Linked DNA regions of Homo sapiens: region 1 is linked to region 2. Evidence: read pairs that join two places in POLR2A ChIA-PET (ENCODE). Cell type or tissue: MCF 10A. All regions are shown on one strand. Each heading gives the region's core, and the rest is flanking DNA. Links, peaks and the distances in the headings are about the cores only.

Region 1 (8,662 bases), core at 480-8,479, 68 kb after region 2:
CCTTGTATTTGGCAAAAGCTACCAGGTATCGAGCGTGAATGGAGGGTCCATGACACAAATATTGGCTTTACCAATTTAGAGTTAGGACTATAAAAACCTTCAACATGCTATTGATAGTAAACTAAAGTCTATGGCTGGCAGAAATAAATCAAATGTTTTCATCAGTGTAAAGGTGAAAAGGGTGCTGAAGATTTTTCAAATGCCAAGTTCCCACTATAGAAGGAGGTAACTTTCATGTGGTCTCAGTGCTCCCCTTTGGTTGTCTTTAAATATGGATCATAGCCATAAAGACATACATGAACCATGGAAAATCGTCCTGATCCTTCTGTAAATACTTACCAGTACCTGCTGTACAGAGCGCCTAGCTGGGCTTTGCTAGCCACTAGAGGTGCAAAGATTAAAACACAGGCTGCTTTCTCAAGCAGCTTATAGTCTAAGACAGGGGTTAGCAAACTAGGGGCTGTGGGCCAAATTTGACCTACTACCTGTTTTTGTACAGCTCAAGAGCCAAGAATTTTTTTTTTTTTCTTTTTTTTTTTTTTTTGAGACGGAGCATCACTCTGTCTCCAAGGCTGGGGAGGGCAGTGTCGCGATCTCCACTAACTGCAACCTCTGCCTCCCGGGTTCAAGCGATTCTCCTGCCTCAGCCTCCTGTACAAGTCAGGGGAATGGTTACTTTTGTAGGGGAAGGAGGCAGCTGTTAAATAAAATGCCTGTGGAAAGCAGAGGGAAAATAGCCACAAATAGTGGGAATCCTCCTCCAAAGGAAAAAAAAACCAAAAACATCTCCTCACAGCTTTAAAATGACAGCTTTCCCCCTCACTTCTACCCATCAAGTTTCAAAAATAGAGGTCTAGTTTCCACCAGGGCACAGCATTAAGTCATCCACTGCCTGATGTTTAACATATTTGGATCCTTTGAGCATTGGTCAGGACACAGTACATGGTGGAGAGGAGAGGAGCTTGTTTGTACTTGAGCTAGTGGCACTTCACCTAGAGATGGGGACACTGTGAGGGATCCACAGCCCACCTAGCATGGCCCGCTTTTAGCTCTTATGTCAGATTTTGTTGGAGAAAGTCGAAAGCCCCCTTAGACTGGAGAGGAGCTTGACCATCTTGCTTGATTTCATTGCCAGTCATTCATGCGCTGTCTGCATCTCTGGCCACTGGCACCTCATGTGCTTCCGTTTCATCCATACGCTTAACAGATCACAATGCTGACCTGCCTTGGAGGGTGTGAGGAAGATGCAGGTGACGGGGCAGGGCTGAGGATGCTGGGGACAGAAACAGGACAGAAAGTCATGTGAGGTGGAGAAGGTGGATGAGATCTGCCCGCTAGGGAAGCAAAGCTGCCACTCCATCACCAAAGGCCTTTGTCTCCTCAGTCCTGTGAACCCAAAAGTATCTGAAACAGGTATCAGCCAATTTAGAAAGTTTATTTTGCCAAAGTTAAGGATGCACCCATGACACAGCCTCAGGAGGTCCGGACAACATGGGCCCAAGGTGGTCAGGGCACAGCTTGGTTTTATACATTTTAGGGAGACGTGAGACATTTATCAATGAATGTAAGATGTACATTGGTTCCGTCCAGAAAGGTGGGGACAACTCGAAGCAGGGAGGGGGCTTCCAGGTCACAAGTAGGTGAGAGACAACTGGTTGCATTCTTTTGGGTCTCTGATTAGCCTTTCATTGAATATACAATTCACATGGGAGAGGAGGGTAGAGGAATAGTCACTTATGCCTGGTCTGGCTTGGTGAAAAGACAGGGCAGAGGAAGCAATCAGATATGCATTTGTCTCACATGAGCCTCAGAGGGATGACTTTGAGCTCTGTCCTTTGTCCACGAGGAATTTCCTTGTGGGCAAATTGTGAGGGAGGTATGTAGCTTTATCTTTGTGCTATCTTGTTTAGGAATAGAATGGGGGATTTGCCTGTCGCAGTTCCCAGCTTGACTTTTCCCTTTGGCTTAGTGATTTGGGGGTCTGGAGATTTTTCTTTCGTAGTCCTGTGTGGGAGGTTTGTGCCCAGGAACTCACTGAGGAAGCAGCTCTGGACGCTAGAGGCCTCCATGACAGGGCCAGCTCGCAGCGGGGACCTCTGGGAGGGGGACAGTGGCCTTCCCTCTGGAGTCCTGGCCTCTGACAGAAGGGAAGGCTCACTGAAGCCAAGAACCACCAGCTCCCTCCTGCTCAGGTCCTGTTTTCTTTTGAAGGGAAAGAAACCTAGTCTGGAGCAGCAGTGGGAGGAAGTGGGAGGTGGAACTGCTGAAATCTGCTTCTCTGAATATTTTTGGAGATGCAAATGCTTCCTTGCAGTGCAAGGGAAAGTGTCTCGTTTCTGCAGTTTCCTGGCATTGTGACCATCAGGAGGTGGCCTCCAACCGCCCAGGTATCTCCTGCAGCACAGAAAGTTAGGGGTGACCATCAGGTCTCCACCATCAGCTTCAAAATAGAAAAGCCAAACTAGCACTCCACACCCTCTGTGGGCGCGCCTTCTGAGAACACAAATACCACGTTTTTGAGGCCGCCTCACAAAGCTCTCTGAAAAGTGGTCAAGGCAGAGGAAAGCCAAGCAACGGGATTCTATTCTTCCTGGATTGCCCATGACAGTGTGTGGGTGAACACCTGAAGCTTTTTCCCTAAGCCGTTGCTTTGCTTGCAAAGCTGCTGTGAATCTTAGAGACAAAAGAAAAGTAGAGGAAAATGAGAATTTTATAGATCGAGCATTAAGCTTGTATTCGTGATTATTTGAAACTTTTGGTAATTTTGCAGAATCAGGAAACTAGCAAAGTTCTTTTTGAGAGGGCTTCTTGTGGCAATTGCTATTCTCTGTGAGCCAACCTGTTACGAAAAATAAAGGTAACTTTTGAGAAATTAATATGAAGTTATAATTCAGTGGTATATGGAATACATCCAGAATCTATCCCATGTTAAGTAGCATGTTCTGCATTTTCAGAACGGCTATTTAGAAAGAGCACCTCTTGAGAGGCTGCCACTGATTAGCTCTGTGACCTTGGATGAGTGAGATCACCTCTTGGGGTCTCCTGTCCTTGTTAGTTAAGAGTGACCCGAAAGGCCCTGACATTGCTTCGGGCACTCCAATTCTAGATCCTCTAGCTCTGGGGAATGTGGCTGGCTCTTACTTCCCCTGCTCCCGTGCTGGCTTTTCCTTCTTGCTACCAATGCCGGGGCGAGGGTCCCCACAATGTGTTCCACAGGTCAGTATTGGGCCTGAAAATGCACAATCCTTCCACTTAGGGGACACACATCTACCTGTTTCAGTGATGATTGTCCTTCCTCTTGTTTTGGCCTAGTTCGTTTTCCTCACCTATGTGCTTGGAGTGGCCTGGCTGGGTGTGTTTGGTTTCTCAGCGGTGCCCGTGTTTATGTTCTACAACATATGGTCAACTTGTGAAGTCATCAAGTCACCGCAGACCAACGGGACCACGGGTGTGGAGCAGATCTGTGTGGATATCCGACAATACGGTACTTCCTTCTAATTCACCCCTCCCCCAGTTATTTCATTATCCTCTCGTGCATATGTCTGGACCTAATTATTACATGCGCATCCTTTTAATTGTCATGATCTGTTTCATCCCTTCTATTAGAGTAATTTTATACTTTTCCCTTCAATATGCTATTTTCTGGGTGGAAACTTCAGGGAGGCTTTTAGCTTGCTAGGTATCAAAATTTCGTTATATTTTCATGTTAAGTGTGTAGTGAAAGAAGCTTTTCTTAATATGAAACTACTTTATAATGCAGTTCAATCAAAAAAGACTTCTGGATCTCCGCTACAAAAAGATTGTATTTTTTCTTTATTTTCAGTTTTATAACATCCAACTTTCCATTCAAAATAATATTGCACACATTGTATAATTCAATTAATTTGCACATCCAACTCCTCAAATCTGGTCTTTTTAAAATGACCAACTGCTTAAACTTCATCTGTATTGAAAAATACAACATTAGATCCAGCCATATTTTAAAGTCATCAGAACATACTCTATAAATCATTATCAGCTGTTAGAAACCAGTTCAAACATTTTCTAATGAGTGAGATCCTTACAATGGGGATCTAAGGTTGGTTCATTGTGACAAACCCCAGAAGAGACCACTGGCTCCTCCTGTCAGTTAATTTGGGACTTGACTTCGCTGCTGAGTAAGAGAGGGCAGCTGAGTAAGAGGGCAGCATCCTGAGGGAGGAGTCTAATTACTGCTTCCAGCCACCATGGTAGGAAATCTTTTCTTGGCAGAAACAACCGGGGGTGGGGGGGAATAGCTTTCATCAGAATTGAAGAGGAAATAACTGTCCTTCCAGAGCTTTTCTGAAGAGAGATGACTATTTCATTTTTGCTGTTTTTCTCATGTGGCTTAGTCTCAACATCTTACCTTACAACATAATACTAAATTTGCTTGAAACTACCTATCAGACTAACCTCTTCTCACAAAGACCAAGGCTGAACAACACTGTTCTTTATGATAGAGCTAAAAACGGAGCCTAAAGTTGGCTGTTAAAGTTATTTGTAAATGAATATCTAAATGTATATCATTCTCCTATTCCTTAAAAGTAAGTGTTTTGCCACAAATTTTTGGTAATCAGCAATCATCTTTTTAAATCCTCTATATTTGCCTATTTATTGTTATAGTTACTGGTTTCACTGATAATTTGGGGTAATTTCCCATGCTTCTGAAGTATAAAGATGTACTCTTGGCCCGTGTCAAGGATGAAAGGAATAAGGATTTTTTTTCTTCTAATACTCCTTTCCTTAACCTCCTAGGAGTGTTTAATATTTAAGCACAAACTTATGCATTAAAGGGGAAAAAAAGCAGCAGCCCACTGGACAACTGTCATTGCAGAGGAGCCTCAGGGTTTAAGTGAGAGAGAAATCATAGACTCTGCTTGTCCCACCCTCTGGGGTAAAGGACAGTAGTGTTTTTTCTTTTTAAAAAATTTCCGGCCACGCACGATGGCTCATGCCTGTAATCCCAGCACTTTGGGAGGCTGAGGCGGGTGGATCACGAGGTCGGGAGTTCAAAGACCAGCCTGGCTAAGATGGTGAAACCCCGTCTCTACTAAAAATACAAAACTTAGCTGGGCATGGCGGCAGGCACCTGTAATCCCAGCTAGTTGGGAGGCTGAGGCAGAGAACTGCTTGAACCCGGGAGGTGGAGGCTGCAGTGAGCCAATATTGCAGCACTCCACTCCAGCCTGGGCGACAGAGCAAGACTGTCTCAAAAAAAAAAAAAAACAAACCAATTTGATTTTCAGTCCAAAAATATTTTCTAATACGTTTATAAGACATAATAAAAATGAATATAAAAACAAAGACAAAGTACAAATCCAGAGTTTTTTATTGGATTCCCACAAACATAAATTACTCCGTCAAATTGCCATGAAAGTTTGAGTGTATACTTGCAATTTTGGAACTTAACTCCTGGCAGACCAGTAACAGAGCTTGGACAGCAAGGCCACAGACCACAGCATTCATGAGGAAATGTATTTTGACCTCAATGTGATAAAATGCTTTATGAGGGGGTTGTCCTGCAGTAACTATAGGGAAAGCCTGGCTTTGAAAATTAATGTTTACAAATATGAACTTCCAAATGTGAACCCTCACTGAATAAAGCACAATTTGTAGGGGAAAAAAATATCAGGCTGTTTAAATCTCTTATGGACTAGTTGGCTTTGCTTTTGGCCTATTGTTCAAATGGGGCTATTTATTCCAAAATGCTTGTTCTGCAGACAGCAGATCCATCAATTCTTAATGAAGAACATAGCCTACAATTACACTGTAACTGGCATCCGAAGTGGTGGGGTCTGTTAAGAACATGAGGCGCTATAGTTTGTACTAACATCCTATTGGGGTTCATTTTACAGGTATCATTCCTTGGAATGCTTTCCCCGGAAAAATATGTGGCTCTGCCCTGGAGAACATCTGCAACACAAACGAGGTAAACTCATCACAGTTCAGAATAACCCTTGAGTATTAGGCTGAGAAAAAAGGGTTCTCCCAGCTGTAGAAAGAGCGAGAGAGATGGTTAAAATGCCATTAAGGAAAGCTCCTTGTTTAGAATCTTTAAGATAGAGCTATATGTAACCATCACTATTCAGCCATTTTTGACCTACAAAAATGGTCACTTCATATGGTCCAACACATTTGGTGAGAATCCTTAAGAAGTGGAGGGCTTTTCCTTTGGGCAATAATTTAGAGGTGATCCCAAACCTAGAAATCTAATAATATATCTAGATTCTTCTCTCACCTCTTCTACTTCTACTCTTTCTACTTTGAAAGATTTTCAAAGTAGAACACCTGTCACAGAACGGATGTAAGTTAATTTTCATAGAGGAGTCCCTCTATTTCATAGAGGAATTTGTGTATATACCCAACTTTTAATAAATGAGGCCACAGTTAATCATTTATATTTCTGGAATGACTTGCTACTTCTCTAATTCTCATTCGTCCTTACTAGGGAGTGTGTCCTAACAATTTGGTTTAAATTGTCTCAGCCCTAGAACATTCTTCAGTCATTGGCTTGTAACTGTTTATAAAGGAAAATTCTTAAATGCATTCGTAGGTGCTTGTATATTTAAGAAAATCCTGGCAAGCTTTTAAGAAGCAGTGAGTTACAGAAATAATCAGCTCCTACCCTATCTGACTTGTCAATTTGTATATCCATAATATGCAGTGGCTTGAAGCAGGGCTCCCCACCGTGGCTGCATGTTACAGCCATCAAGGCAGCACTATGTTATACTGATGGCTGAGGCCCAGCCCTTAGGTATTCAGATTTAATCGATTTGGGGGGCAGTCTGGGCATCAGAAAGTTTTTAAAGCTCCTCGGGTGATTCCACCATGAGGCCAGAGCATGAAGAGAAGGCAGGCCTGTGCCCAGTCTTGCAGAGAAGAGCTGCAAAGGAGACAGATGAAGCAGCACCCCACAATGAGTGTAGGCCATTTCATTTAACATCAAATGCTTATGTTGATGCCCTGTTCTTTTGTAGTTCTACATGTCCTATCACCTGTTCATTGTGGCCTGTGCAGGAGCTGGTGCCACCGTCATTGCCCTGGTGAGTAATGGCCCCAAGACCACCCTAGTCTAGCCTCCTCCCTCCAGCTTCTAAATGACAGATTTCCCTTCCAGCTTTTACCAGCCTATTGAAGCCAATGATTCTGGCACTCAACCTTGGTTAACTGGCGCCTGTGTTAACTTACCACATGTAGTTTACAGAAAGTATTAGTTGGTTGCCTTGGCACTGATTGTAGGTGATGTAATTTGGACTCTGGAAAGAAAAGAGGGTATCAACACCTATCAACTAGGCCTAGCATATTACCTTGTTGCACTGAGCACTTAGCTTCATGACTTCAGTCGCAGACAGATGCAATGCTCACGTGAGGCATTACCCATTTCTTTGCCAAGGGATATTAATTTACAAGTGGAGATATGCACATATACATACATTTATATAGTCACTCATACAGGGTAGCTGTGTTCCATAAAGTCACCTCAAGCAATGAATTAGCGAATGCTGGACCACTGCTCCTAGGGGAAATACATGGCTAGGTTTCTGTGAGCCTCTGGTCACATCATTTTCAGCAACCTATCAACACATAAGCTTGTTTCGTGTGTTTCTGTGTAAATACACCGTATTTAATATATATTGTTGATTCCTTAATATTGAATTCATGGCCAATAGCTCTATCCCTATGCCTGAATGAAGCTTCTCTAATGAACATTTTCTCTGGTCAGGCAGTTTGCAACCTTCTTGCACTTAGGGACTCTAGACAGCACTGCAGCACTATGCTTGGGAGCCATTTTAAGCAGCAAAATCACCCACAAAATGCACAAAAATGTGAAAAACGTGGCACTAAATATACTTCGAGTATACTTATTTACAGTCTGAGAGCTGAAACAAGAAGGCAGAGTATTGCCTTGTTCAGCCTCAGCTGGGAATGTGCATACCGGGCAACTCAACTTTCACCGCTCTGCACATGTCTGCTAATAACTGCGAAAGAAGTGCCTCAAGTATTAAGGATTACAAATGAATCTTAGCAAGTAGGCAGTCACAAATGTGGAATCTACAAGTAATGAAAATCAACTGTATAAATACACGCTCTTATGTATGTATGTTTGTATACATGTAATTTTGGAGGGCTTGGTTTGTGATTTCAGGAAAACCAACTAAGATTGGTAGAGCAAGGGAAAAATCTCAGCTGCTTGTAAATTATTCATTCCCAGTTTTTCTGACCATTAAATCCCCTTAGAATCTATGAAAAAAACCACCTTTAAAATCATGGGGTGACCTGTTCTTTTGGTTGAGCAACAGGGAGGAAAGATAACTGCCTGCTGCTGAGCAGGTGGTTTTGGAAAGATGAGAGGATTAAGGCATTTAGCTTCATCCTTCTCATGCTGTTGACCCAGCTCTCTGTCTTGTTATTCTTGAAACGCATCCAAGTCCTTTTAGTAAACTCACTGAGGGCAGAACCAATGACTTACATTGTACATGTGTGATGAGAAAAAGTTTGTGTGTGCTAGATAGGAAAATTGTCTGTTGTGATTTTAAGTGGGAAAAAAACACCTTAGACTATGAGCAGGCACCCGTCCCCACCCAAGTTTAGAAGTGTCATGGCATCGGCCCTCACTGCCTGTATCTTACTGTCCTGTTTT
Region 2 (8,662 bases), core at 491-8,490:
CTCTGGCTCAGAATCTATATTCTGTTCCATACTTCAGTGACTTGGAATGGGAATTAGTTACGAGGTAGAACCCCATTCAGATTAACTAACTTTTTTTTTTTTTTTTTTTTTGGAGATGGAGTCTCGCTCTGTTGCCCAGGTTGGAGTGCAATGGCACAATCTCAGCTCACTGCAGCCTCTGCCTCCTGGGTTCAAGCGATTCTCCTGCCTCAGCCTCCCGAGTAGCTGGGACTACAGGCATGCACCACCGCGCCCAGCTAATTTTTGTATTTTTAGTAGAGATGGAGTTTCACCAGTTGGCCAGGCTGGTCTTGAACTCCTGACCTCAAGTGATTTGCCCACCTTGGCCTCCCAAAGTGCTGGGATTACAGGCACGAGCCCCCATGCCTGGCCTAGATTAACTTTTTTTCAAAGAAGTGAGTTCAATATAGTTTTAATTTATTGGTAAAATGAATCATTACAAATATTTTAAATAACGATACCAATAAAAACAATGCTTTTATTCATTGCATGTCCTAAAGACTACATGTAGTTTCATTGACGTCTTCCATTGACTTTGTGAAAGATATTTAGTATTCTCATTTTTTCAAAGAAGCTGGATATTAAAGAGCTTAAGTATATTGCCCATACTCACATGTATGGTTCAACCAAGGTCCAGACTCCCATCCCCTGGAACCTGTTCTGTCTACTGTGCTACATGGATTTAAGGCTTGAATTAGTAACTTGGCAGACTGACTGTCCAAGAGACAAACATGCTGTTCAAAGTATTTGTCCTAGTCCATTTGTATTGCTATAAAGGAACGCCTGAGGCTGGGTAATTTATAAGAAAAGAGGTTTATTTGACTCACAGTTCTGGAGACTGTACAAGAAGCATGGCACCAGCATCTGCATCCAGTAAAGGCCTCAGGAAGCTTCCACTCATGGCAGAAGGGAAAGGAGCTATCACATAGAGTGTGAGAGAGGAAGCAAGAGAAAGAGGGGAAGGAGGTGCCAGGCTCTTTTTAACAACCAGCTCTCTCAGGAGCTAACAGAGGAAGAACCCACTCACTCCCTTCCACTCAGAGAGGACATTAATGTATTCATGAGGGATTCACCTCCGTGACTCAAACACCTCTCATTGGGCCCCATCTCCAATATTGGCATCAGATTTCAAAATGAGATTTGGAGGGGACAAACATCCAAACTATAGTAGTGTTCCTATATTTTATTATTTTTTGAGACAGAGTCTTGCTCTGTCACCCAGGCTGGAGCGCAGTGATGCCATCTCGGCTCACTGCAGCCTCTCCTTTGTAGGTTCAAGCGATTCTCCTGCCTCAGCCTCCTGAGTTGGTGGGACTACAGGTGCGTGCCACCATGCCTGGCTAATTTTTGTATTTTTAGTAAAGATGAGGTTTCACCATGTTGGCCAGGCTGGTATCGAACTCCTGACCTCAGGTGACCCGCCCCCTCAGCCTCCCAAAATGCTGAGATTACAGGGATGAGCCACCACACCGGGCCTATATTTTATTACTCTCCCCCCCACCCCCAAAATAACATATATTAAAAATGTTGCTTTTGGCCAACTCCCTGATTCTGTTTCTATTCCCTTTTTGCCATCAATTATGGTAGTTATGTTCTAACAAATTGATTTTTACTTTCTTGTGCTGATGACTTTAGCAACTCCTATGTGAAGGTAATTGCTAGTTTTATTGTCTTAACATTATGCTAACTGTTAGTGTAATCCAGAGTAATCAATGGTATCCAGCCTGGAGCTGATTATGTTCAATTGTTTCACCAATCATTTGTCTGTATTTATGATACACCCATGTACACATCTGGCCTCCAGGCAATGGCAATGACTGTGTGTATGAAAGAATCAAGTGAATGTAATGTAAGGCAGTGTGTGATTATGTCAAAATGGATGGGACAGGGTGTTGGTGCCGTAAGAGTTCACAGAAAGCTAAAGTGGTAAGAAAATGCCTTGTGGAAACCCTGATGATTCTATCTTCTTGGCGTCAGCCTACTTTTGAATTCAGCCTACCTTTCTCAAATTCTGTTTCTACCTGGTCCAAGTCACCATCATCTCTGATGTGGATTACTATGCTTACTCCCTATTTCTTCCACATTTATTTTTTTAAACAATTGTATTTGGGTATAATTTACATATTATAAAATTTACCAGAGTATTTCCATCACTCAGTAAAATTCGATGAGCTTATTTACAGTTAGTTCCTATTCCCATCTCTAGTCCCAGGTTCCTTGAGGAACCATGCATCAAGTTTTCATCTCTACTGTGTGCCTGTTTTGGACATTTTATGTAAATGGGCTTACATATGTTCTTTTGTGTCTGGCTTTTTTCTCTGAGCATGGTATTTTTCAGGTTCATCCATATTGTACCATGTATTAGTACTTTGTTTTTATTGCCAGAAAATGTTCCACAGTGTGGATTGACCATATTTTGTTTATCCATGTACCAGTTGATGGATGCTTAGATTCTGTGAACATTCATGTACAAGTTTTTGTGTGGACAGAAGTTTTTATTTCTCTTGAGTATATACCTAGGAGCAGAATTATCATATGATAACTCTTTAACTTTTTGAGAAACTTCCGTATTGTTTCCCAAAGTAGCTGCATCATTTTATATTCAGTGTATGAGGGTTCCTGGTTTTCCACATCCTCACTAACACTTGTTATTGTCTTTTTTCTTATAGCCATTCTAGTTTGTGTAAAGTTGTATTTCATTCCCTCTTTCAGTCTCTAAACAACCGGCAGAATAATTTTTTATTGTTTTTTTACAAATGCATATCTGCTATCTTACACCCTGACTGAATCTCTTTAATGGCTTCCATCACATGTAAAATAAAGTCTAAATAAATTCTTTGACCTGTTGTCACAGGTCGGGTTCCCTAGGAAGTACACTCTGAGATGGAGAGGTTTGTTGAGGATTGCTTTCAGGGTAAACACCTGTAGGGGCATGAAAGAAGCAGGACTGAGCAGAGGGAGAAGTTGGGCTGCAGCATCATCCCAACCAAGGTCTCAGCTTATCCTATTGGAACCTTCAGAGGTGGGAAGGCTCTGCAAGGTTGGCTGGACAAAGGATCTGGGTCTTTATGCACCCATATTGACCAGTCACTGAGTGCCAGATGCCCCTGAGCCAGGGACATGACCATGGGCAAGACGGCTTTCTTCAGTAGAGTACAATCACTAGGAGGAAGTCCTCAGCCACAAGCTGTCATCTGTCAACTTTGCCAGCAGCTGGGGGTATCAGTATATCAGTCCGGAAGGAGGGGAATCTGGGTGATATATTACAGCATCCACTATACCTGAGCTGAGAGCCATCACATTCTGGTCTTCTCGACTTATCTCTTAATACTTCCTTTCTTGCTGTCTGGGCTCTAGCCACACTGCTTTAAATTTCTTTATGTTCTCAAGTTTCTTCCAACCTTAGGATCTTTGCACATACTATTCCTATTGGTTTATGGCCATACCAATTTAAACACCTCCAATCTTATCTAGAAAGTGAGAGCATTTTAAAAATCAGTGTTTAAATCGTATTTGTAAAGTTGCTTGAAAAAGGACTAGGCTATTAGGCTAGTGTTAAAGCTGTCATTTGGAGGGCCTTTTTAGCTTTATTATAAATTCCAATATTGGGAATTGCTCATTTGACATGATGTATAGGAGCCATTTTCTAATGGACCAGCATTAATCCACTTATAGCTGAGTGGCCAACAGATTAGCAAGCACTTCCATTTTCTATAAAGAAATGGATATTGTAAAGGCCTGGGTGATGCTGAGGAGGAGGCTCAATAGGATCATATTTCTTGTATTCAAACTGCAAAAATATAAGTAGGATTAATGTTATGTTAGAGTTTAGATGGAGGTATTAATACATTGCATTTAGAAATAATACACTGAAATCTATAAAGAACAAGAGTATTTGTTTAAAGTAGACTTTGGAGAGAAACTCATTGGTAAATCTTGAAATTTGGTCTCTAAATAATTAAAAGTTGTTTGGATTTTTTAAAAAATTGCCATGTTTCCCTCTTAACTGATTTTCTGCCAAATTTTCCTGTTCAGCACTCAGAACTTGGGCAGCAGTTGGTGTGTAAGGGATGTTTGCACACATATAAGATGGTGTTTTTTCCTTCATCTCTAATGATTTCATAAGGTCTCAGTTCTATATGACATTTGGATTTTGAATTTATAATACCATGTTTATATATTTAACATGGACACATGGCAAGTGCTGGGAATTAAAGCTAAATATAGACTTGTTGACTGAACAATCAAACTATCTGCTTGTCTTAGTCCATTAGTAGTAGTTTCACTGGTATGGTTGATAGAAAGCACTCACCCTCCTCATACGTGCATGAGACGAGGCCAAGAAGTGATTCCTGTGTAAATTGGCAGCCATGACAGTAATGATGTTTGCCTAAAACATGTGTCAGTAATAGGAAAGATGATTAGGCAAAGAAGAAAAAGTTTAAAAAAAAAAAAAAAAAAAAGCTGGCGCAGTGGCTCACGCCTGTAATCCCAGCACTTTGGGAGGCCGAGGCGGGTGGATCATAAGGTCAGGAGATCGAGTCCATCCTGGCTAACATGGTGAAACCCCGTCTCTACTAAAAAAAATACAAAAATTTAGTCTGGCATTGTGGCGGGCGCCTGTAGTACCAGCTACTTGGGAGGCTGAGGCAGGGGAATGGCGTGAACCCAGAGGGCGGAGCTTGCAGTGAGCTGAGATCACGCCACTGCACTCCAGCCTGGGCGACAGAGCAAGACTCCATCTCAAAAAAATGAAATAAAAAATAAAAAAAAAGATGGTCGAGGGAGAGATGCGTATTTGCTCTGAGTGTTCAGAGATTTCCTTACACTTCTCTATATAGATAAGAAAACAAATATGAGCCCACAGTGGGTATAAAGCAACCTTTTTCTAAGAAGTGGACTGGAAATAAGTCTGGTTTTTGGTTCAAGGAGGGCCTGGGAAGTATCCAGCATGATGTCCGGGAACACAGATCAGAAGTAGACAACTGAGCCTAGAAATGCTGGGGTTGAGTGGGAGATGGGATGGATGCATGAGTAGGTGGGTGCGTGGGTGGGAATTCAGAATTTCGTAGAGGAAATGGAAGTAGGGAAAAGGGACAGCACTCAGGTGGGAAACTCAGAGGTTTAGCTGTCACTGGGAGACAGCCAAATGGGAGAGGAAGGGAAAGGTGGAAAATGAGAAAGAGAGAAAGGAATGCAGAATGGAGAACGGGGTTTTGGCATTCTTTTCTGTCCTTACTTGTTCTACCTGTGATAAAGAACCCATCAGTTTGGACACAGTGTCCCTTCATGGCCTGGCAAGAATCCTCAGTAGGACACAACCTCCTACGTGGGAGTGGTGATTCAGAGGAAACACATGGTGAGGATAATTAATTTGGAGGTTGACCATGTTCTGTGTGGGTGTTTACCTCTTTCAGAACATGTAGCTGAAAGTTCAGCGTGTACTATTGAAAAGCTTTCTTGCAACGTTGCTGGCTGTCCTTGGTCTTGAGACTAAAGCATCCCATAGAAGTGGTGGAACGCTAAAGATTGAAACAAACCACTGAAAATTGATTTATAAATATATAACTAGTTGTAAGCTGAAGACTAAAGCATCCCATAGAAGTGGTAGAATGCTAAAGATTGAAACAAACCACTGAAAATTGATTTATAAATATATAACTAGTTGTAAGCTGAAATCTAAATAACTTTTTAAGTTAAATATATATACAAAAATATTAGAAGAAGGAGAATTTTCACTCTCAACTCATTCTTGCATAGAAAAATAAAATCTATCATCTCTGTATATTAGAAGCATTTTGTTTTTGGAAGAGGTTGTTGGAATAGGTTATATGGAAGGCCATTTCATTCAAATGAACAAAAATTACGTGAGATGGAAATTGGCAAATTTATCCCAAGTAAATACTGAAAAACCTGGAAGCCTTTCAGGTGCTCAGATTTCCACTATAGAAAAGAAAACATTCTGGCCAGGTGCAGTGGCTCATGCCTGTAATCCCGGCACTTTGGGAGGCCCAGGTAGGTGGATCACCTGAGGTCAGGAGTTTGAGACCAGCGTGGCCAACCTGGTGAAACCTCATCTCTACTAAAAATACAAAAATTAGCAGGGCATGGTGACGTATGCCTGTAGTCCCAGCTACTCGGGAGGCTGAGGCATGGGAATCGCTTGAACCCAGGAGATGGAGGTTGCCGTGAGCCAAGATCACACCACTGCACTCCAGCCTGGGCAACAGAGCGAGACTCCGTCTCAAAAAAAAAAAAAAAGAAAAAGAAAAAACGTTCTGAAAATAAATAAAAAGAAACATTCTGGCACATATTAGAAGGTACCAGAGTAAGAGAGGCAAGATAAATCCCAGCTTTGTTGGTCATACTGCATATCAAAAACAATGAATTGTCTTTTCTGTTTTCTTATTTTTGTTTAGAGCATAGTCAGTGGTTCAAGAACTCTAAGCCATAGATAGCTCAGACACTAGGAAAGATGTTGGCTGACTTTGAGGGGGAACCACTTGTAGCTATAGACAACCAGAAAATGCTGTGGTCCATACCATGAAATATTTTGTCTTACTGAAGTTTGAAGATCCTTCCAGATCCCGGCATTGATCTGGAGAATGATATTCTCCACATACTTGGGCTCCAAGTCTTTGTGTCCAGGGCTTGGCAATTACCTTATTGTATCCAGTGGAATAATAATTTTGATGCTATTTGTTCAAATAATTCTGAATGTACTAAATGGATGACATTGTTAAATGGGACATTTGGCTGTTACAGGATGTGTGTGTGATTGATTAAAGCAAATTTTAACTGTCAGAAGATGAAGGCACTAAAAGTTTTTGCCATCTAACAAGCATCAGTCAGATATGAAAATAGGTGTTTCCAGTCACTTTTATTAATAACATAATCAACATTTGTGCTAAACTAGAGTTCTTTCAAAATGGAATTTGGCAATGCCAAAATAGCCAAAACTACAAAGCTACCGTGTGGTACTGGCCTAAGAATGGACATATAGATCAATAGGATATCATTGAGAGTCCAGAAATAACCCTTATGTTTATAGTCAATTGATTTTCATCAAGGATACTAAGACAATTCAGTGGGGAAAGAATACTCTTTTCAATAAATGGTGCTGGGACAATTGGATATCCACATGTAAAAGAATGAAGTTGCACCCCTACCTCATATACACAAAAATTAACTCACGATGGATCATAGACCTAGATGTAAAAACTAAAATTATAAAACTGTTAGAAGAAAACACAGGAGTAAATCTTCATGACCTTGGTTTAGACAGTGGTTTCTTAGATGCAACAATAGCAACAAAGGAAAAGAATAGATACATTGGACTTTATCAGAATTAAAAACTATTGAGCTGCAAAGGACACCATCAAGAAAGTAAAAAGAGAACTCACAGAATGGGAGAAAATATTTAAAATCATATATCTAAGAGACTTGCATCCAGAATATATTAAAATTAATAATAAGACAACCCAAAATAAAAATAAAGGATGTGATAGGCATTTCTCTAAAAAATTTACAAATATCCAATAAGCTTATGAAAGATGTTCAACATCATTAGTTGGGAAATGCAAATTGAAACCACAATGAGATATCACTTCACACCCACTATCATGGCTGAAATCAAAAGACAGTAAATACATGTTGGTGAGGATGTGGAGAAACTGAAACCCTCACATGCTACTAGTGGGAACGTAAAATGGTACAGCTGCTTTGGAAAACATAATGGCAGTTTCTCTAATGGTTAAATATAGGATTACCATATGACCCAACAATTCTACTTTCAGGTATATACCCAAAAGAAATGAAAACTTGTGTTCACACAAAAGCTTGTACATGAGTGTTCATAGTAGTAGTGTTCATAATAGCCAACAGGTGGAAACAACTCAAATGTCCATCAACTGATGAGTGGATCAACAAAATGTGGTATATCCTGCAATGCAGTATGATTCAGCAATAAAAAGAAAGGAAATACTAACACATGCTACAGCATCAATGACCCTTGAAAACATTAAGTAAAAGACTCCAGTCACAAAGGACTACATATCCATGTGTCCAGAAAAGGCAAGTTTATGGAGAAAGTAGAAAGTTTATGGAGAAAGCTCCTAATGGTTGCTTTGAACCAGAGTTGAGGGGTGAGGGTAGGGTAGGGAGGAATACAGATTGACTGCTAATGGGATCTTTTAGTAGGGACTGAAGTGTTCAAAATTAGATCGTGTTAACAGTTGCGATCATATATTTTGAACAAGTGGAAAGGGGGGAATATATTAAAAATTGTACACTTAAAATGGTGAATTGTATGGTATGTCAATGATAATAAAGGTGTTTGTTAAAAAAATGAGTTTTGGCTTCATCGTAATCAGTGAAAGAAATATGTTGAGTAAATATTAATACATTATTTTATGCTGTGTCCATTGACTCATATTTTAATCTGGGAAATATGCATCTTTAATTACTGCCATTGTGTGCTTAAGGCTGATGTGTTTGGGTAGCTTTTAAAAAATTTTTTTTCTTTTAAAAAATTTTTTGTAGACATGGGGGCCTCACTATGTTGCCCAGGCTGCTCCTGAACTCCTGGCCTCAAGCAATCCTCCCATCTCAGCCTCCCAGAGCACTAAGTTATAGGCATGAG

The links. Peaks named below come from ENCODE experiments on the same cell type or tissue, not always from the same donor. Only the 100,000 strongest peaks of a DNase experiment are listed, where the experiment ranks them.
Region 1: POLR2A ChIA-PET joins it to region 2 with 7 read pairs; 3 of 35 experiments call an interaction of 5 or more read pairs at or near these places.

Annotation. Positions count from the first base shown.
Region 1 is chrX:13,774,640-13,783,301 of GRCh38, reverse strand. GPM6B (glycoprotein M6B) reads left to right here. Exons shown (of 8, transcript NM_001001995.3): 5 at 3,313-3,484; 6 at 5,877-5,950; 7 at 6,999-7,064. Among named protein-coding and RNA genes, the nearest start is that of GPM6B, 38 kb to the left of the region's middle. In MCF 10A, for the core only: no CTCF peak of the experiment used is centred there; a DNase peak (open chromatin) is centred at 4,181.
Region 2 is chrX:13,842,613-13,851,274 of GRCh38, reverse strand. It overlaps a transcript of GPM6B not described here. Among named protein-coding and RNA genes, the nearest start is that of GPM6B, 30 kb to the right of the region's middle. In MCF 10A, for the core only: no CTCF peak of the experiment used is centred there; a DNase peak (open chromatin) is centred at 5,284.